Regions from separate parts of the Homo sapiens genome. Here region 2 is linked to region 1. Evidence: chromatin loops called from intact Hi-C (ENCODE). Cell type or tissue: thyroid gland. All regions are shown on one strand. Each heading gives the region's core, and the rest is flanking DNA. Links, peaks and the distances in the headings are about the cores only.

Region 1 (8,000 bases), core at 1-8,000:
ATCAGTTTATTTGCATGTTATTTTGATTCTGACCAGAATGGAGCAATGAAATATTATAATGAAATTCTAGTACTTTTTAAATATGGGAGACCAACTGTAATTTATTCATAACCCTTTGCTTAACCTTATCCCATAGTGTTATTAATAGGACATAGCCAGCCAGTACAAAGATGATCGCTTTGGTTTGTTCGTTTGTGAATTATTTGTCCAGTAATACTCCTCATGATGAATACTCTCTTACAGATGTGAGAAGGGTGTTATGTCTCTAGTGAATGTCAGGAACTGTATTCGCTTCTACCAGACGGCAGAGGAGCTGAATGCCAGCACACTGATGAACTACTGTGCAGAAATTATTGCAAGTCATTGGGTGAGTGAGGTTGAGGGTGTCAACAAAGCACTCTAGCTGGCAGTCAGGAGACCGCCGCTGGGGACGTAGTTCCATGGAAAGTGACCTCTCTGGCACCTGGTTTTCTCTTGTTACACAATTGAAGAATAAATAGTTTGATTAGATGATCTATGAGACTCTTTTCAACTCAAATTCTGGTAGTTCTGTGATTTCGGAGCCAAAGGACAAAAGATAGCTCAGGTCTGGCCAGGCGCGGTGGCTCACGCCTGCAATTCCAGCACTTTGGGAGGCCCAGGCGGGCAGACCACTTGAGGTCAGGAGTTCGAGACCAGCCTGGCCAACATGGTGAAACCCCATCTCTACTAAAAATACAAAAATTAGCTGGGCTCAGTGGTGCGTGCCTGTAGTCCCAGCTACTCAGGAGACTGTGGCAGGAGAATCACGTAAACCCGGGAGGCGGAGGTTGCGGTGAACTGAGATCGCGCCACTGCACTCCAGCCTGGGTGACAGAGCGAGACTCCGTCTCCCGCCCCCCCAAAAAAGATAGCTGAGGTCCAGAAACAGGCTTGGAAGCATCACCTGCCTTCACCCTCCATCTGTGGAAGCTGCTGCTGAGCTGCAGGAGTAGGGTGTGGCTCCACGGCCAGCAGGCCCTGCAGCTTCAGCAGCACAGTTTCAGAGCTTGCCCTTGCTCTCCTAATCAGGCGGAGAGCATCTTTCAGTTTAGATTTCCCTTTCTTAGGTTGTTTCATCATAAAGAACAGTGTTTACATTTTTTTTTTTTTGAGACTGAGTTTCGCTCTTGTTGCCCAGGCTGGAGTGCAATGGCACGGTCTCAGCTCCCTGCAACCTCCGCCTCCCAGGTTCAAGCGATTCTCCTGCCTTGGCCTCCTGAGTAGCTGGGATTACCGGCATGCAGCACCACGCCTGGCTAATTTTGTATTTTTAGTAGAGACGGGGGTTTCTCCACGTTGGTCAGGCTGGTCTCAAACTCCCAACCTCAGGTGATCGATCCGCCCACCTCGGCCTCCCAAAGTGCTGGGAGTACAGGCGTGAGCCACTGCGCCCGGCCAGTGTTTACATTTTGTTGTTGTTGTTTGCAGTTTTAGAATATTAGGGCTGGTGCTACCTTTTGCAAATTAGTTTCTGCGAATTGTTTGGTATTCAACAACACTGTGGGAAAAGCCTTAGAGTTTCAGAAAAGGCGGCTAAAGAACTGGATTTTAAGGCATTGAAACAGGATTGGTAACCTTTCTTTTAAAATAGGCAGAAATATAGAGATCTGCAATAATAGGGACCAGCTGCGACTCAGTGGAGTGACTTGTTTGTGGAAGTTGGAATTGATTTTGTAACTGCCATCTTTCAGGGGGTGGGAGGAGGACTCCCTGCTCTCATGTGAGGCTCCCTTGGGGCGCATTCCTGTTAGAGGTATGCATGGCTGGTGTTTTGCCACCTCACTGGGAGGCACAGTAATGCTGGAGGAGAGTGAGGCTCGGAACGTCAGCCTTCTGGTTCCCCAGCCATTTAAGGACTGTCTGAACTTGAGCAAGTTATCTAATCTCTTTATGCCATAATATTTTCTTCTGTAAAATGGGGATGTTCAAGTACTTACTTCATTGGGTTTTGGGGAGAAATAAATGAGTTGGGAAAGGTTAAGCCCTTAAAGAAGGGCCTGACTGATGCATTTGAGAGGCTTGCTAAATGGTGGTTGGATTCATTGCCTTGTGTCTGTTCTGCTTTTCACTGTGTTGTGAATTCTCAGGACGACCTGAGGAAGGAGGATTTCAGCAGCATGAGCGCTCAGTTGTTATACAAAATGATCAAATCCAAGACAGAGTACCCGCTACATAAAGCCATCAAAGTGGAGAGAGAAGACGTGGTCTTCCTGTATCTGATTGAAATGGATTCCCAGGTACTGTAGCTGCCTTTTCCATTCTTCATTTCCCGAAACTCTAATGCACTTGTCTTTCTCCGTGGTACTTCTCACTTCCTTCCGAGCCATGACTGGCACAGTCTTTAACGTACGGATTTCTACTAAATAGTTTGTTCAAGGCAATCTGAGCTTTTTCTAACATGTTTCTCAAAATTCTTCCAGCCTTAGCCCATTGCCCAATTTAAAAACCTCTTAAATGCTTTTAGGTAGTTTTTTTTTTTTTTTAAACGCTTCTTAACTTTTAGGTGCCAAAATCTGTGTTAGTTTACTTTTGCTGCTATAATAAATTACCATAAACTTAATGGCTTAAAACAACACAAATGTATTGCCTTACAGTTTTGTAGGTTGGAAGTCTAGGACAGGAATCACTGGCCCAAAATCAGGATGTCGGCAGGCTGTGCTTCTTTCCAGAGACTCAAGAGGAGAATCCATTTCCTGCTTATTTGGATCTTTGGCAGAATTCAGATTCTTGCACTTACAGGATCGAGGTCCCCATTTTCTTGCTGGCTGTCAGCCGAGGGCCATTCCCACCTTCTAGAGCCCTCCACACATTCCTTAGCTCATAGCCCCCGGCTTTTGTCTTAAAAGCCAGCAGTGGTGGGTCAGGTGCTTCTCATGTCACATCTCTCTGACTTACTCTTCTGGTTCCCTTTTTCACTTTGAAGGACTTGTGTGGTTAGATAGATCGGGCCCTCTGTGGTTAGATAGATCGGGCCCTCTGTGGTTAGATAGATCGGGCCCTCTGTGGTTAGACGGGTCGGGCCCTCTGTGGTTAGATGGGTCGGGCCCTCTGTGGTTAGATAGGTCGGGCCTCCTGGATAATCTGGGATACTGTCCCCATCACAAGGTCCTTAATCACATCCTCAAAGTGCCTTTTGCCATGTAACGTGGTATGTTTATAGGTTCTGGGGATTAGGACATGTCCGTCTTTGGGGGGGGTGATAATTCTGCCCACCATATGACCTTGAAAGAAATGTAATGGCTCTTGACAGATGGGAGCGAAGTATGTTTTATCCCGGGTGTCCAGTGTATGGGGAGACATTAAACTGCTGGGAAGAATGAAATAGGAACGCCACTGCCTTTCATGAAAACATTAGCTGTTCACCGTAAAACTCTCTGAGCCTCTGCCTGGCACTCGTGCCCCACAGCACTCTGTCCACATTTTCCTGGTGGCCTTTAATCGTCTCCCACATTGTTTATGTTGGCTATGTGGTCCCCATTAATTCTGTACTCCCTGAAAACATGTACCCTGAGGAAGCCTGATAGAAGTTTGTGAATAAAGTTGAATTTGGGGAGTAAGCAGTGTTGGAGCACTTAAATTTGACATTTGTATAAGAGATGATATTTAAGGGTCAAGGTGGGAGAAATTAAAATAGGTCGTATTCTCTACTCACTGGGCGCTAATTTACAAACTTGTTTGTGTAGCTCCCTGGGAAGCTGAATGAAGCGGATCATAACGGAGATCTGGCATTAGATCTAGCCCTCTCACGACGACTGGAGAGTATTGCCACCACGCTGGTTAGTCACAAAGCTGATGTGGACATGGTGGACAAGAGTGGCTGGAGCTTGTTACACAAAGGAATCCAAAGAGGTAGGAAGAAGTGTGTATGTTTCCCTGCAGGCAATTTTATTTTTATCCGAGTAATTTTTGAAGACTTTCTGACCTTGTTCCCAAAATTCTCAAAGGCTTCTGTAGTCTGTACTCACAGGCTACATGATCTAGAATTTGATCATTGGGTCAGAGGAAGCACTCAAGAGCTGTTGCCTATGCCGTGTTAGTTTGGCCATTCACCGTGCCAACAGGGCCCCAGAAAGAAAGGCTACAAAGATGGTACTTGTGTGAAGAAGTACCTTTTACTTGTAAGCACTTGATATGTTTGCTTGTTCAATGGATGGCTTTCTCCAGGAATTGTGCTAGGAAGGTTTTGCTTTTGTATTCTACCACAGATACAAGGATAGTAGCAAAACCATAAACCTTGAAACGTGTTCTTAGCTTCAGGGTTTTCACTTTAACAGGCTAGGCCTCTATTATGATAAATTGATAGAGTTTCATTTTGTTCTAGCAGAGTTATTTGAAATTGTAGCTATATTTTGAATGCATTGTTAATAGTTGGAAGAATACAGAAATGATAGACTTGAGAACAAAACATTTAAATCTTTTTTTTTTTTTGAGACGGAGTCTTGTTCTGTCGCCCAGGCTGGAGTGCAGTGGTGCGATCTTGGCTCACGGCAAGCTCCGCCTCCTGGGTTCATGCCATTCTCCTGCCTCAGCCTCCCCAGTAGCTGGGACTACAGGTGCCCACCACCACGCCCAGCTAATTTTTTGTATTTTTAGTAGAGACGGGGTGTCACCGTGTTAGCCAGGATGGTCTCGATCTCCTGACCTGGTGATCCACCCACCTTGGCCTCCCAAAGTGCTGGGATTAGAGGCGTGAGCCACCGCGTCCTCCCAGAACATTTTAATCTTAATGAATTAACTTGTCAAAGGAAAAAAAAAATACTAGGTTTTTGTTTGTTTTTTTCCATAGTCTTACTAATTCATGAGTCCCAAATGGATCTGGGCTGATTTTGCTTTGCAATGGTCATTTTAGACAGAGTGAAATCTGTATAGAGGTAGAGTTCCAGTGAGAAATGAAAGCTTTCCAAAGTGTCAAAGCGTTAGTTTTGTGGAGGGATGGTTGACTTGATTGAAGTGCATTGCCATGGCCACTTTTTTTTACTTACACGTAGACATCAAAGAGAGAATCTACTTGTTTCGTTCCATCTTAATCATCTATATTTTCCCCTTTTGATGATGCATTGTTATACTATTATTGTCTGTGCTACATTTTTGCCATTCACAAATTGCTCCTAGTTGGTGGAATGTAGTTACATCAAGATGTGGTCCTGTGCCAGCTTTGTCCTTTTTGGGCCAAGGTTTTAATACAAGTATCCTTATAAGCCATGTGCTGGAGTGCTGAGCTTGCTGGCTGGTAGAGAGGAAAATTTTGCTCATCACTGGGTAGGAAATCCTTCGAGTATGTCAGTGTCAAGAGCAGATGCATCTTCCTCAAGCACCGTTATGTGCTGTGCAAAGCCAGCGGGTGCTTAGCACTGAGTGTGATTCAGTGGGGAAATCTCCACCACGTAGGGAATGATTCTTTCCCACACTGTTTCGTGTCTGAGATGTTTATTTTGGAAACAGATACCCTGTTACTAAAAAAAAAAAATCTGAGAATTTTGTTTCTTTCCTCCCAGGGAGTTAATTCTTATGTTTGATGATAAATCATCTTTGAGTTATTAAATATTTTGGTGATTGCTTAGATACAAGAATTGCCAAGAATTAGTGATACATTTTTGATGTTTATTTTCAGATGATTTAACCTTCCACTCTGAGTTTATTAATTGCTTGCAAGTATGTGGATTACAGCGTGGGTATAATAAACTTGATTTTGCTAACTTTAGAGTGTTGCATATTACGGTAGACAGAGCACTGGCTTTATGAAGCTGGTATTCACCAAGGTTTGAATCTGAGCTCATCTGTTTACTCTGTGGCCTTGGACAAGTCACATTCTACGTCTTCCTTATCCATAAAGTGGGAATTACTTTTGCTTTATTGGTTTGTTCAGAGAATGCGAGGCAATGTTAGTAGTACACCCAGCAGTGATTACCAGGGGAATGGTGGGGTCAACCCTGCCATTCATCGCTTGCCCCTGCGTTGGAAATGCCATAACCAGGTCCAGTTCCTGTAGGAGTTTTTTTCACTTTAACTGTTAAAGAGTGAAAGTCTTTAATATATGAGATTTTGGTTTAGTCTGAGCACACATTAGAATCTGTCAACAAAATAGTCAGTGATCATCCTAATAACCAAGTATACCAGTCATTTTATCTAAAGAGTGGAACAGGCAGGCAGTGTCTTGGGGGAGTCCACAGGGGGCACATGTTTGGCCAGAGGGATGCCATCTCCTTGGATTAGCCTGATCTGAGCAAGAAGATGAGTCTTCACTTTATAAAAACAGTTCTTCCTGAACTTTTTTACCTTAATAACCAACATCAGTTGATGGGTTTCTTTTTTCTTTCTTTCTTTCTTTTTTTTTTTTTTTTTGTTGTTGTTGTTGAGACGGAGTTTCGCTCCTGTCACCCAGGCTGGAGTGCAATGGCTCGGTCTCGGCTCACTGCAACCTCTGCCTCCCAGGTTCAAGCGATTCTCCTGCCTCAGCCTCCTGAGTAGCTGGGATTACAGGCACCTGCCACCACGCCCGGCTAATTTTGTATTTTTAGTAGAGACTGGGTTTCTCCATGTTGGTCAGGCTGGTCTTGAACTCCCAACCTTAGGTGATCCGCCCGCCTCAGCCTCCCAGAGTGCTGGGATTAAAGACGTGAGCCACTGCGCCTGGCCGATGAGTTTCTTCAGTAGATTGTTCCTGTTATTTTTAGTAAATTTGAAAATGATGCCACCAACTGGAGCAGCATGAAATATGGTTTGTATTAATTGAATAATGAAGGTTACTGGCTGAATAAAACCATCAAGAAGCTGCATTGAAAGAAATATTATATATGGATTTTTTTAGTGTGAAGTTTTTTGTTAGGAATATTTTTATATGGACGGATTGTAATAGTCAATAGTCATGCCTCATTTACCTGGCAGTGTCAGTGAATGAGGTGATGAAGTAACTGAAACTTTTAAGCACCAGCTTTTATTTTAACTGTTTCTGATGATTTGAAATCTTTCTAAAATGTGTTAACCATTTTCTTATTGACAGAAACCTTATAAACGGTGATTGTGACATTTTCTGTTCCCTCCCTTTGTTCTGCTCTTCTGATATCAGTTGTCCTTTTCCTTTATGTACCCTCTGGGCTTTCTTTTAATGTAAAACTTTATTAATTTTCTATTTCTAGTAATTTCTAAATAGCTTCTTTGTGTGGGGTGAATATATATATATATATATATGTGTATGATTATAAGTAAAAAGAACTTTATATTTGGATCTTATTAATAAAGTAAATCTGATCCAAAGTCTATAATTCTTCTAAGAGGACTTAAGGATTTAAGATATAAAATTTTTTTTTATCATGCTATCCATCTGAATCCAGTCATTCATAGGTTTTCATATACCTGTGCAGTATTGCCCAGTTTATCTTCTGTATGTTTGGTGTATTATACATTTTTCATTAACCTATCTTTTCTTAGCTTTACTGTGTATTTATCTCTCTTTTTTTTTTTTTTTTTTTTTTTGAGACGGAGTTTCGCTCTGTCGCCCAGGCTGAAGTGCAGTGGCACAATCTCGACTCACTGCAAGCTCCGCCTCCCGGGTTCACGCCATTCTCCTGCCTCAGCCTCCCGTGTAGCTGGGACTACAGGCGCGCGCCACCATGCCCGGCTAATTTTTGTATTTTTAGTAGAGACGGGGTTTCACCGTGTTAGCCAGGATGGTCTCGATCTCCTGACCTCGTGATCCGCCCGTCTCGGCCTCCCAAAGTGATGGGATTACAGGCGTGAGCCACTGCGCCCGGCCTCTTTTTTTTTTTTTTAAGACACAGTCTTGCCCTGTCACCCAGGCTGCAGTGCAGTGCTGCAATCTCGGCTCACTGCAACCTCCGCCTCCCGGGTTCAAGCGATTCTCCTGCCTCAGCCTCCCTAGTAGCTGGGATTACAGGCACATGCCACTACGCTTGGCTAATTTTTCTATTTTTGTAGCGATTGGGTTTGCCATGTTGGCCAGGCTGGTCTCAAACCCCTGG
Region 2 (14,133 bases), core at 1,670-9,669, 200 kb before region 1:
TTCAGGGGCCAAAAAAAAACAAAAAAAACAGGCCATCAGCCATGCTTCCAGCAGGCCAGAGTTCACAGACCCTTGATATAGAGGAAAACTCATGATAAGCCACTTGGGATCTCAAGTATTCATTTAAGAGAGGAGACTCAGGGAAAGATGCTGACCCGTGAAGGTCATCACTTTCCTTCCTTAATGCAAAACACACACGTACAAAAAACACGGGCCATCATCTGCTGCGCATGCGTCCAAGGCAGAGCTCCGCTTGGCCCAGAAGCCCAAGACCGCAAATCACCAGCAAGAATGCATTTTACTGCACACATCAAAGGTGGAAATGGGTAAAGTTGGCCGGGCGCAGTGGCTCACGCCTGTAATCCCAGCACTTTGGGAGGCCGAGGTGGGTGGATCACTTGAGGTCTGGAGTTCAAGACCAGCCTGGGCAACATGGCAAAACCCTGTCTCTACTAAAAATACAACAGTTAGGCCAGGCGCGGTGGCTCACGCCTGTCATCCCAGCACTTTGGGAGGCCAAGGTGGGTGGATCACGAGGTCAAGAGTTAGAGACCAGCCTGGCCAATATGGTGAAACCCCGTCTCTACTAAAAAAATACAAAAATTAGCTGGGCATGGTGGCGCACGCCTGCAATCCCAGCTACTCGGGAGGCTGAGGCAGGAGAATCGCTTGAACCTGGGAGGCGGAGGGTGCAATGAGCTGAGATCGTGCCACTGCACTCCAGCCTGGGCAACACAGAGAGATTCTGTCTCAAAAATAATAATAATAATAATACAAAAATTAACCAGGTGTGGTGGCAGGTGCCTGTAATCCCAGCTACTCAGGAGGCTGATATGGGAGTATTGCTTGAGCCCAGGAGGTCAAGACTGCAGTGAGCCATGATCACACTACTGCACTCCAGCCAGGTGACAGAGTGAGACCCTGTCTCAAAAATAAATAAAAATAAATTAGCTGACCATGGTGGTACACACCTGTAGTCCCAGCTTCTCGGGAGACTGATATGGGAGAATCCCTTGAGCCCAGGAGGTTGTTGAGGCTGCAGTGAGTGAGCTATGACACTGGGTGACAAAGCAAGATCCTATCTCAAAAAAAAAAAAAAAAAAAGTGGAAGCACCTCGTACGCCCAACTGAAGAATAGATAAACAAATTGAGGTGCTTCTGATGTATCCACACAATGGAATGGGCATAAAAAGGAATGAAGTACTGCAACATGCTACCATTTGAATGAACCTTGAAAATATTAGGTGAAGTGAAAGAAGCCACTCAGAAAAGGCCATATATATATTTTTTTTTTTTTTTTTTTTTTTTGAGACAGAGTCTGGCTCTGTCACCCAAGCTGGAGTGCAATGGCGCAAACTCAGCTCACTGCAACTTTCTAGGTTCAAGTGATTCTCCCTGCCTCAGCCTCCCAAGTAGCTGGGGTTACAGGCATGCACCACCATGGTCAGCTAATTTTTGTATATTTTTTAGTAGAGACAGGGTTTCGCCACGTTAGCCAGGCTGGTCTCGAACTACTGACTTCAGGTGATCTGCCTGCCTTGGCCTCCCAAAGTGCTGGGATTACAGGCATGAGCCACTGCACACAGCCAAGGCCAGATACTATGTGATTCCATATATATATCAGCATTATTGAAATATAATGTGCATACCATGTTCATTTAAGGTGTACAATTCAATGTTTTTTGGCATACTCACAGGTCGGTACAACCATGACCACAATCAACTTTAAAACATTTTCAGCTGGGATCAGTGGCTCATGTCTGTAATCCCAGCACTTTCAGAGGCCGAGGCAGGTGGATCACTTGAGCTCAGGAGTTCGAGACCAGCCTAACCAACATGGTGAAACCCCGTCTCTATTAAAAATACAAAAATGAGCTAGGTGTGTTGGCAGGTGCCTGTAGTCCCAGCTATTCAGGAGGCTGAGGCAGGAGAATCTCTTGAACCCGGGAGGCGGAGGTCGCAGTGAGCCGAGATCACCCCACTGCAATTCAGCCTGGGCAACAGAGGGAGACTCCGTCTCAAAAAAAAAAAAAAAAATTCATTACCTCAAAAAAAGCCCTGTGCCCATTAGCAGTCACTCTCTACCTTCCCCCAACTTTTCCTCCCTCCCTGACCCTGGCAACGGCCAACCTACTTTCTGTCTCTGTGGATTTGCCTGTTCTGGACATTGTATATCAATGGAATTATACAATATCTGGCCTTTTAAGAGTGGCTCCTGGCTGGGTGTGTGGCTCATGCCTGTAATCTCAGCACTTTGGGAGGCTGAGGCAGGTGGATCGCCTGAGGTCAGGAGTTCGAGACCAGCCTGACCAATATGGTGAAACCCCATCTCTAATAAAAATGAAAAATTAGCCGGGCATGGTGGTGGGCGCCTGTAGTTCCAGCTACTGGGGAGGTGGAGACAGAAGAATTGCTTGAACCTGGGAGGCGGAGGTTGCAGTGAGTCGAGATTGTGCCACTGCACTCCAGCCTGGGCCACAGAACGAGACTCCTTCTCAAAAAAAAAAAAAAAAAAGAGTGGCTCTTTTCACTTGCCAAGATGTTCTCAAGTTTCATCCATGTTACAGCACGTCAGTATGATTCCTTTTTGTGGCCTAATCATATTCCACTGTGTGAATACACCGTAATTTGTTGAGCCATTCTTTGGTTGGACAGATGAGTTGCTTCCATTTTTTTGCTATTACGAATAATTGCTGCTACAAACATTCATGTCAAAGTTTTTGTGTGAGCATGTTTTCAATTTACTGGGTATATCCCTAGAAGGGGAATTGTCAGAGCAAATGGCAAATCTACATTTAACTGCTCAAGGAACTACCAGACTATTTCCCAAAGACGCTGCACCTGTTTTGATTCCCACCAGCAGCCTGCGAGGGTTTTGATTTCTTCAAATCTTTGCAATCATTTAAAAAATTATTTCTCTTTTTTATTCTAGCCATCCTAGTGGGTGTGAATTGGTATCTCACTGTGGTTTTGATTTGCAGTTCCCTGATCATTTATGATGTTATATCTTCTTCAGAAAGAAATGTCTATTCAAGGCCGTGCGCGGTGGCTCACGGCTGTCATCTCAGCACTTTGGGAGGCCGAGGCAGGTGGATCAGGAGGTCAGGAGTTCAAGACCAGCCTGGCCAAGATGGTGAAACCCTGTCTCTACAAAAAATACAAAAATTTGCCAGGCATGGTGGCGGGTGCTTATAATCGCAGCTACTCAGGAGGCTGAGGCAGGGAATTGCTTGAACCCGGGAGACGGAGGTTGCAGTGAGCTGAGATCGCGGGGCGGCACTGCACTTCAGCCTGGGTGACAGAGCGAGAGTCCGTCTCAAAAAACAAACAAACAAACAAACAAACAAAAGAAATGTATATTCAAATCTTTTGGCCATTTTAAAATTGGATTATTTGGGTTTTATTGCTGAGTTGTAAGAGTTTTTTGGTTTTTTTTTTTTTTGGTTTTTGTTTTTGTTTTTCTGAGACAGAGTCTCGCTCTGTCACCCAGGCTGGAGTGCAGTGGCAAGATCTCATTTCACTGCAACCTCCGCCTCCCGGGTTCAAGTGATTCTCCTGCCTCAGCCTCCCAAGTAGCTGGGATTACAGGCACGTGCCACCACACCCAGCTAACTTTTGTAATTTTAGTAGAGATGGGTTTTCGCCATGTTTGCCAGGCTGGTCTCGAACTCCTGACCTCAGGTGATCCACCCACCTCAAACTGCCAAAGTGCTGGGATTACAGGCGTGAGCCACTGTGCCCGGCCAAGAGATTTTTTTAATATATATTCCAGATACACATTTCTTATCAGCTACATGATTTGCAAAAATGTTCTCCCATTCTTCTGTGGGCTGTCTTTTCACTTGACATTTGCTTTATATGTGTTGAACATATATTATTAGATAATACAACTTGAGAATTGTTTCACCTTACTTTTTTTTGAGAGAGAGAAAGACGAGGTCTCCTTATGTTGCCCAGGCTGGCCTTGAACTCTTGGCCTCAAGCAATCCTGCCTCAGCCTCCTAAGTAGCTGGGACTACAGGCGTAGTCCCAGCACCCAGCTGAGGTTGCTTCAGCTTAGTAGCTTGTTCCTGTAATTATGATGTAAACACTATTGTTTTCCCTGATAACTATTGTTTGTCTTAAATACTATTTAGTTTGATACGAATATAGATACACTAGCTTTCTCTTGGTGAGTATTTTCTAGCCATTGACATTCAGCCTTCCATATCCTTGTTTGATGTGTGTCTTTTATAAACAGCATGAATCTAGATTTTTTTAAAAATCCAGTCTGACAGCCAATCTGGCCAAGTTGGTGCATTTGCAATTGCCGTGACTCAGGCTAACCAGTGGCGCCTGCAATCTGCCATGGGCCAGACAGGAGGAGGGAAAGCAGCCCTCATTTGTCAGGTGTTAGTTTTGTGGCACGCCTTGTGCGACGTGTCCCACAGATGGCCTTGCTCAGAGCTCATGCTGTGTTGACATAAACATCACTGCCCTTTTTATTTATTTATTTATTTATTTATTTATTTATTTATTTATTTATTTATTTTGAGACGGAGTTTTGCTCTTGTTGCCCAGGCTGGAGTGCCAATGGCATGATCTCGGCTCACTGCCAACGTCCCCCTCCCGGGTTCAAGTGATTCTCCTGCCTCAGCCTCCCGAGTAGCTGGGATTACAGGTGTGTGCTGCTACTACCCCCGGCTAATCTTTGTATTTTTAGTAGAGTCGGGGTTTCGCCATGTTGGTCAGGCTTGTCTCGAACTGCTGACCTCAGGTGATCCACTTGACTTGGCCTCCCAGAGTGCTGGGATTACAGGAATGAGCCACCCCACCCAGCCTTAATTTTTTTTTTTTTTTTTTTTTATGGAGACAGAATCTCACTCTGTCACCTAATCCAGAGCACGGTGGCACAAGCATAGCTCGCTGCCGCCTCAAACTCATGGCCTCAAGCGATTCTCCTGCCTCAGCCTCCCAAGTAGATGGAACTACAGGTATGTGCCAGCATGCCAGGCTAAATTCTTTAATTGTTTTGTAGAGACAAAGTCTTGCTATGTTGCCCAGGCTAGTCTCAAACGCCTAGCCTCAAGCCATCCTCCCACTAGGCCTCCAAGAATGTTGAGATAACAGCTGCGAGTAACAGGACCAGCCTGGGGGCTGTTTCTGAAACACTGACTTGTAAGTGGAGAATTTTTTTAATGTAATGCTTGAAAATATCCAGCCAGGCACGATGGCTCACTCCTGTAATCCCATCACTTTGGGAGGTGGAGGCTGGAACATCACTTGAACCCAAGAATTCGAGACCCGCCGGGGCAACACAATGAGACCCCCATCTCTAAAAATTAAAAATTAAGCTGGGCGCGGCGGCTCACGCCTGTAATCCCAGCACTTTGGGAGGCCGAGGGAAGCAGATCACCTGAGGTCAGGAGTTCGAGACCAGCCTGACCAACATGGTGAAACCCTGTCTCTACTAAAAATACAAAAATTAGCCGGGCGTGGTGGTGGGCACCTGTAATCCCAGCTACTCGGGAGGCTGAGGCAGGAGAATCGCTTGAACCCAGGAGGCAGAGATTGCAGTGAGCCAAGATCACGTCACTGCACTCCAGCCTGGGCAACAGAGCAAGACTCTGTCTCAAAAAAAAAAAAAAATTAGGCGTGGTGGTGCATGTGTGTGGTCCCAGCTACTCCTCAGGAGGGCACCACTGCACCCCAACCTGAGCAACATAGAGAGACCCTGTCTCAAAAAACACAAAAAGGCCAGGCGCAGTGGCTCATTCCTGTAATCACAGCACTTTGGGAGGCCGAGGCCAGCAGATAGCCTGAAGTCAGGAGTTCCAGACCAGCCTGGACAACAGGGAAAAACCCTGTCTTTACAAAAAAACAGCCCGGCGCGGGCTGGGTGTGGTGGCATCAGCCTGTAATCCCAGCTACTGGGGAGGCTGAGGCAGGAGAGTCGGCTTAAACCCGGAGGTGGAGGTTGCAGTGAGCCGAGATCACACCACTGCACTCCAGCCCAGGCAACAGAGCAAGACTCTGTCTCAAAAAAAAAGCCCGACAGGCGCCTGTAATCCCAGCTGCTCTGGAGGCTGAGACAGGAGAATTGCTTGAATCTGGGAGGCGGAGGTTGCAGTAAGCCGAGATTGCGCCATTGCACTCCAACCTGGGCAACAGAGCGAAACTCCATCTCAAAACAACAAACAAACAAACAAAAAACAAAACTCAGTCTAATTCTGCCCGCAGTTTTGTCCTGAGCTATTAATTATAAATGGCTTCTCTCTGCCTCAGCTTTTCTGAATTCCTTCCCTAATTCTGTCCCCATAAGCATGAGAACTTCTTCCAGCCTGGGTCCCACTAGTGGTCCTAGACAAACCCAGAAACCAGCTCCTGGGATGTGGTCTGGGCCTGGTCAAGGTTAATGGGATACAAGCTAATTATTGGGTGAGTGGGAATCATGGTCAAGGAGGGAGCCAAAGCCAGGGGCAGGCTATCAGTAGGAGTCAGGCCAGGCGCTGGGCAGGGAGTACAGAAGGTGAAGCCAGTGGTTCAGGAAGGGACACGGGAGACCAATGGAAGGGTCCTCCACCCCGCTGCCTGCAGGCATGGTCACTGCACAGAGGCTGTGGGAGGCCATGGCGTGGTCTGGCCCAAGTAGATGGACATGCATCTACATAACCCCAGTGTCCACCGACAACCAGCTGACCCCATCACTCAAAAAGAATGGCATTGATTTTCTTGACCCCAAATGCCTCTGCTGGTGGGCAGAGCCCCAGGGAGACACTGAGTTCCCAGGAAGGGAACTGAAGCCAGTGTAGCTCCTGGGATTCCCAACTGCAACCCAACCTCTCCACCCACCTTGTCTCCTGGATTCCCTCCCCTCTCCTCCCCTCTCTTTTCTCTCCCCCAATCTCCCTGCACAGCTCACTACACCCATCGCTGGGCTGGTCAAAGTTCTCCCAGGGGATCTGTTTGCAGCTAGACATATGTGTACCTGTGAGTGATCATGCATGCCCGTGGTGCACACACATCCTCTTGTGTGCTGTATGTGCCTATACACACCCATGTGTGCCTGTACATGCGTGCAGACACCCATGTATGCGCAGATGGGCACGTACACAGTGTATATATGCACTGTGTGAGCCTGTGCGTGTAAGCTCCCCTGTCCCAACTCCCCAAGCCCAGATTAGCTGCCTCTACTGGGCTGACCTTGTCCTGACAGCCCCTTGGGACTGGGGGAGCTGCAGAGCCCTCCTTGCCCTCACCAAGAAACCAGGAGGCCCAGAGCATCCCCACCTTCCTGGAGAAGGTAAGAGGGAGGAACAGGCTGAGCAAAGGTGAGAGAGGAACATGTGGCTCCTCCGGGGAGTGAGTGAGGGCAGAAGAAGGATGTCTGGGGGAAAACATGTTTAAAGAGAAAAACAGTGAGTTAGGTTTAAGAGATGTTTTACATATATATATATAAATATATAAATGTTTATATATAAAAATATACAAATGTTTATATATAGAAATACACAAATGTTTATATATAGAAATATATAAATGTTTATATATAGAAATATATAAATGTTTATATATAGAAATATATAAATGTTTATATATAGAAATATATAAATGTTTATATATATAAACATTTATAAATAAATATAAACATTTATATATATAAATATATAAATATATAAAAATAAATATATAAATATATATAAATATATACATATATACATATATAAATATATACAAATATATATGAATATATATAAATATATACAAATATATATATAAATATATATAAATGTATATATAAATATATATATATATATGTATTTTTTTTTTTTGGAGACATTATTTAGCTCTTGTCGCCCAGGCTGGAGTGCAATGGCACAATCCCGGCTCACTGCAACCCCCACCTCCCAAGTTCAAGCAATTCTCCCGCCTCAGCCTCCCAAGTAGCTGGAACTACAGGCACGTGCCACCACGCCTGGCTAATTTTTGTATTTTTAGTAAAGACAGGATTTCACCGCATTGGCCAGGCTAGTCTCGAACTCCTGACCTCAGATAATCTGCCTGCCTCGGCCTCCTAAAGTGCTGGGATTACAGGCGTGAGCCACCGTACCCGGCCAAGAGATGTTATATTTGGAGGGCTCTTGGGACATCTATGTAGGGAGAAACCTGGAGCAAACTGAGATCTTGGAGCCTTGAAACCCAGGGCAGAGGGGAACTGACCCCAGACCCCAGCTTCAGGAGTGGACACAGAACCAGGGCCTCCCCAGCGTCTGAGACTTAGATTTAGTGTGGGTTTCCCCAAAGTAGACCCTGAAACAAGGACTTGGTTGTGGATAGTTTATTTGGGAGGTAATCCAAGGAAACACAAGTAAGGCAGTGGGGAAACTGAGGCAGGGAAGAAAAGCCGATGAAGCCTGGGCAATTGGTATTTAATCTTACTCTGACCCCTCTGAGGAGTTAAGACTTGAGGGGTTCGCCCCAGAAGAGGAGAAGCCGGTCCGACCAGTAAGAGAACTGCAGAAACAGCTGGGTGCAATGGCTCATGCCTGTAATCCCAGCACTTTGGGAGGCCGAGGCGGGCGGATCACGAGGTTAGGAGATCGAGACCATCCTGGCTAACACAGTGAAACTCCGTCACTACTAAAAAAGTACAAGCCAGGCGCGGTGGTTCATGCCTGTAATCCCAACACTTTGGGAGGCCGAGGCGGGTGCATCACAAGGTCAGGAGTTCGAGACCATCCTGGCCAACATGGTGAAACCCCGTCTCTATTAAAAGTATAAAAATTAGCTGGGCGTGGTGGCAGGTGCCTGTAGTCCCAGCTACTCAGGAAGCTGAGGCAGGAGAATCGCTTGAACCCAGGAGGCGGAGCTTGCAGTGAGCCGAGATCACCCCACTGTACTCCAGCCTGGGCGACAGAGCGAGACGCCGTCTCAAGAAAAATAAATAAATAAAAAATAAAGTACAAAAAATTAGCCGGGCGTGTTGGCGGCCGCCTGTAGTGCCAGCTACTCAGGAGGCTGAGGCGAGAAGGGTGTGAACCCACAAGGTGGAGCTTGCAGTGAACCGAGATCGCGCCACTGCACTCCAGCCTGGGCGACAGAGTGACACTCCGTCTCAAAAAACAAAACAAAAAAAACAAACAACCAAAAAAAAGAGGAGCTCTCCTGAGGACTTAACGCTCTTCACAGGGTCCACGAAAATCTGGAAAAGTACATGGGATCCTAAGAGCAGGAGGCAGGACAGGGAGATTAGGATTCTGGGGAGCTGTGTCCCTCTATCCCAACTGCCCTGACAGCCCCAATTTTGATGACCTGGTTGTGGCCAGAGGAGGAGGCCTCACCACTACCAGTGCTGCAGGAACTTGGGCCTCTGGGCACTAAGCCCGTGCTAATGAGCTGGTTCTTTTTTTTTTCTAATGGCACGATCTCGGCTCACTGCAACCTCCACCTCCCGGTTTCAAGTGATTCTCCTGCCTCAGCCTCCTGAGAAGCTGTGATTACAGGCGCCCACCACCACGCCCAGCTAATTTTTGTATTTTTAGTAGAGACGAAGTTTCACCATGTTGGTTAGGCTGGTCTCGAGCTCCTGACCTCTGGTGATCCACCCACCTCAGCCTCCCAAAGTGCTGGGATTCCAGGTGCGAGCCACCACGCCCAGCTCAGTGAATTTTTCTGTATATATATGCACCTGTGTGTACTAGTTTCCTGCGGTTGATATAACAAACTATCCCAAACTTGGTGTCTTAAAACAACATAAACATGGCCGGGCACAGTGGCTCACGCCTTTCATCCCAGCACTTTGGGAGGCCGAGGCCGGCGGATCACCTGAGGATGGGAGTTCGAAATCAGCCTAACCAACATGGAGAAACCCCGTCTCTACTAAAAATACAAAATTAGCCGGGCATGGTAGCTATGGAGGCTGAGGCAGGAGAATCGCTTGGTGAGCTGAGATCGCGCCATTGCACTCCAGCCTGGGCAACAAGAGTGAAACTTGGTCTCAAAAAAAGAAAAAAACAACCAAAACCATAAACGTATTCTCTCGAATGTTTTCTCTCCTGGGGGGCAGAAGTCTGAAGTTGGTATCGCAGGACTGAAATGGAGGTGTCAGCAGGGTCATGCTGTCTTCAAGGCTCTGGGAGAGTCCCTTCCTTGCCTCTTCTAGCTGCTGGCTGCTGGCAGTCCTTGGCTTGTGTCTACTTCGCTCCAATCTCTCTCCATCTTCACATTACCTTCTCTCCTTCTGTCTTCTCAAATCTCCCTCTGCCTCTCTCTTATGGGACACCTGTGATTGCATTTAGATTCATCCGGGTCATCCAGGATAAGCTCTCCATCTCAAGATCCTTAGCTATCACATCTGCAAAGACCCTTTTCCCAGATAGGGTAACATTGACAGACTCTAGAGCAGTACTCCCCAAGCTTTGTGGCACCAGTTCCTGTTTTGTGGAAGACATATTTTTCCATGGATGGGTGACGGGTGATGCGGGGGATGGTTTCAGGAAGATTAAAGCACATTACATTGATTGTGTACTTTAATTGTATTATTATGACATTGTAATATATAATGAAATCATTATACTTCACCATAATGTAGAATCAGTGGGAGCCCTAAGCTTGTTTTCCTGCATCTAGATGGTCCCATCTGGGGGTGATGGGAGACAGTGACAGATCATCAGGCATTAGGTTCTCATGAGGAGCGCGCAACCTAGATCCCTTGCGTGCCCGGTTCACAATAGGGTTTGTGCTACTATGAGAATCTAATGGCCCCAGTGATGTGACAGGAGACAGAGCTCAGGCAGAAATGTGATCGATGGGGAGCAGCTGTAAATACAGATGAAGCTTCGCTTGCTGGCCCACCACTCCACCTACTGCTGTGAGGCCTGGTTCCTAACAGGCCAGGGACTGTTAGTGGTCCGCGGCCCAGGGACTGGGGACCCCTGCTCTAGAGTTTAGGACCCAATATAGTTGGAGTCCATTATTCAGCCTACTATACAGTGTAACCGCCACCCAGATCAAGATACAAAAGAATCTTTTGCTGAGCGCGGTGGCTTACACCTGTAATCCCAGCACTGTGGGATACCAAGGCGGGTGGATCGCCTGAGGTCAGGAGTTCAAGACCAGCCTGGCCAACATGGTGAAACCCCTAAAAATACAAAAAAAAAATTAGCCAGGCTTGGTGGCGGAAGCCTGTAATCTCAGCTACTTGGGAGGCTGAGGCAGGAGGATCGCTTGAATTTGGGAGACAGAGGTTGTGCTGAGCCAAGATCATGCCATTGCACTCCAGCCTGGGCAACAGAGTGAAACTCTGTCTCAAAAAAAAAACAACAGATTCTCTTTATCCCAGAAAGTCTCCTAGACCACGGGTAACTGCTCTTCTGACTTGTAACACCGTAAATGAAATTTTCGTCTTTTTGAACTTCATGTAAAGGCATCATACTACGTCTGTATTAATCATACTGTGTATATGTATTTCTCTCAAGGATATCTGTGAGATTCATCCACATTGTTACCTGATTCAGATCTTTTTAAAAATTTTTTCTTTTTTTTTTTTTTTTGAGACGGAGTCTTGCTCTGTCACCCAGGCTAGAGTGCAGTGGCAAGATCTCCACTCGCTGCAACCTCTGCCTCCCGGGTTCAAGCAATTCTCCTGCCTCAGCCTCTCGAGTAGCTGGGATTACAGGTGCCCGCCACCATGCCCAGCTAATTTTTGTATTTCTAGTAGAGACAGGGTTTCACCATCTTGGCCAGGCACATCTCAAAACTCCTGACCTTGGCCGGGCGCAGTGGCTCACGCCTGTAATTCCAGCACTTTGGGAGGCCGAGGCGAGGTCAGGAGATCGAGACCATCCTATCCTGGCTAACACGGTGAAACTCCGTCTCTACTAAAAATACAAAAAATTAGCCGGGCGAGGTGGCAGGCGCCTGTAGTCCCAGCTACTCGGGAGGCTGAGGCAGGAGAATGGCGTGAACCCCAGAGGGTAGAGCCTGCAGTGAGCTGAGATCGCGCCACTGCACTCCAGCCTGGGCGACAGCAAGACTCCGTCTCAAAAAACAAACAAACAAACAAAACAAAAAAAACCCTCCTGACCTTGTGATCCACCTGCCTTGGCCTCCCAAAGTACTGGGATTACAGACATGAGCCACCTCGCCCAGCCTCTTTTTTTTTTTTTTTTTTTGAGACAGAGTCTCAGTCTGTCGCCCAGCCTGGAGTGCAGTGGTGCAATGTCGGCTCACTACAACCTCCGCCTCCCAGGTTCCAGCAATTCTCCTGCCTCAGCCTCCTGAGTAGCTGAGATTATAAGTGTGTGCTCCATGCCTGGCTAATTTTTGTATTTTTATAAAGATGGGGTTTCACCATGTTGGCCAGGCTGGTCTCGAACTCCTGACCTCAGGTGATTCACCTGCCTTGGCCTCCCAAAGTGCTGAGATTACAGGTGTGAGCCACCACACCCAGCTCTAGATAGCCTTTTAGATACAAATACTGCCTTAGTCCGTTTGTGCTACTACAGTGGAATGCCTGAGACTGGATAATTTATAAGAAACAGAAATTTATTTCTCATAGTTCTGGAGGCTGGGAAGTCCAAGATTAAGGTGGTGGCATCTGGTGTGGGCCTTCTTGCTGTGTCTTCACATGGCAGAAAGCAGAAGTCAAGCAGGGACAAATGCTGTGTTCTCACATGTCAGAAGAGTGAAAGGACAGAACCCACTTCTGTGAGCCCTTTTAATGGCAGCATTTATGTATTCATGAGGGCAGAGCTCTCATGACCTAAACACCTCCCACTAGGCCCTACCTCCCAACACTGTTGCATTGAGGATTAAGTTTCCAATTCACCAGGTGTGGTGGCTCATGCCTGTAATCCCAACACTTTGGGAGGCCGAGGTGGGCAGATCACATGAGGTCAGGAGTTCAAGACCAGCCTAGCCAACATGGTGAAACCCTGTCTGTACTAAAAATACAAAAATTAGCCAGGCATGGTGGCAGGCACCTATAATCCCAGCTACTTGGGAGGCTGAGACAGGAGAATCTCTTGAACCCGGGAGGCAGAGGTTGCAGTGAGCCAAGATCACACCATTGCACTCTAGCCTGGATGACAAGAGTAAAACTCCATCTCAAAAACAAAAACAAAAAAGTTTCCAATTCATGAATTTTGGGGAACACACTCAGACCATAGCAAATATACTACAATTTATTTATCAATTATCCTATTTCCAGTTTAGAGCTATTAAACAAAACTGCTGCAAACAGGCTGGGCACAGTGGCTCACGCCTGTAGTCCCAGCACTTTGGGAGGCCGAATTGGGTGGATCACTTGTGGTCAGGAGTTCGAGACAGGCCTGACCAACATGGTGAAACCCTGTCTCTACTAAAAATAAAAAAAAAATTAGCCGAGCATGGTGATGCACGTCTGTAATCCCAGCTACTCGGGAGGGCTGAGGCAGGAGAATCACTTGAACCCGGGAGGTGGAGGTTGCAGTAAGCTGAGATTGCACCATTGCACTCCAGCCTGGGCAATAAGAGCAAAAACTATGTCACAAAAACAAACAAACAAACAAAAAACTCTGGTCTTTGCACAGCCAGCTTTGCGTGAATTACTCTTTCTCCGTTGCAATTCCCCTGTCTTGATGAATCGGCTGTCTAGGCAGCGGGCAAGGTGATCCCCTTGGGCAGTTATACAACCAGCTTTCCATTTTGCAAACAGTCTAATGATCTTTACTTAGATTTTAAAAATCCTGTTTGACAATGATTATCTAATATATTTTTTTCATATCAAATGTTTCTATCCAGTGGGAATCTCTGAACTGGATTTTTCCAACATTATCTCCCTTTGCAGCAAATTTGAAATAAAAAATTTTAATCTGTGGTCATATAAGTACATCTTCTCACGTCCTCTCTTCCCACCACCTCTGACACATACCTACACTTTGATGATTATTATTATTATTTTATTTATTTATTTTGAGATGGAGTGTCTGCTCTTGTTGCCCAGGCTGGAGTGCAGTGATGCAATCTTGGCTCACTGCAACCTTCACCTCTCCGGTTCAAGCGATTTTCCTGCCTCAGCCTCCCGAGTAGCTGGGATTACAGGCACCAGCCACCATACCCAGCTAATTTTTGTATTTTAGTAGAGATGGGGTTTCACCATGTGGGCCAGGCTGG

What was found. Peaks named below come from ENCODE experiments on the same cell type or tissue, not always from the same donor. Only the 100,000 strongest peaks of a DNase experiment are listed, where the experiment ranks them.
Region 2: a loop joins it to region 1, with 5 times the contacts of the local background. A loop is called at or near these places in 107 of 110 quality-filtered maps.

The regions. Positions count from the first base shown.
Region 1 is chr17:4,202,191-4,210,190 of GRCh38, reverse strand. It overlaps ANKFY1 (ankyrin repeat and FYVE domain containing 1), which reads left to right. Exons shown (of 25, transcript NM_001330063.2): 5 at 244-367; 6 at 2,109-2,258; 7 at 3,705-3,870. Among named protein-coding and RNA genes, the nearest start is that of ANKFY1, 58 kb to the left of the region's middle. RefSeq lists a silencer at 2,941-3,141. In thyroid gland, for the core only: no CTCF peak of the experiment used is centred there; DNase peaks (open chromatin) are centred at 3,790, 4,060 and 5,229; H3K27ac peaks cover 1,987 bases.
Region 2 is chr17:4,398,323-4,412,455 of GRCh38, reverse strand. No RefSeq gene overlaps it. Among named protein-coding and RNA genes, the nearest start is that of SPNS3, 29 kb to the left of the region's middle. In thyroid gland, for the core only: no CTCF peak of the experiment used is centred there; no DNase peak of the experiment used is centred there.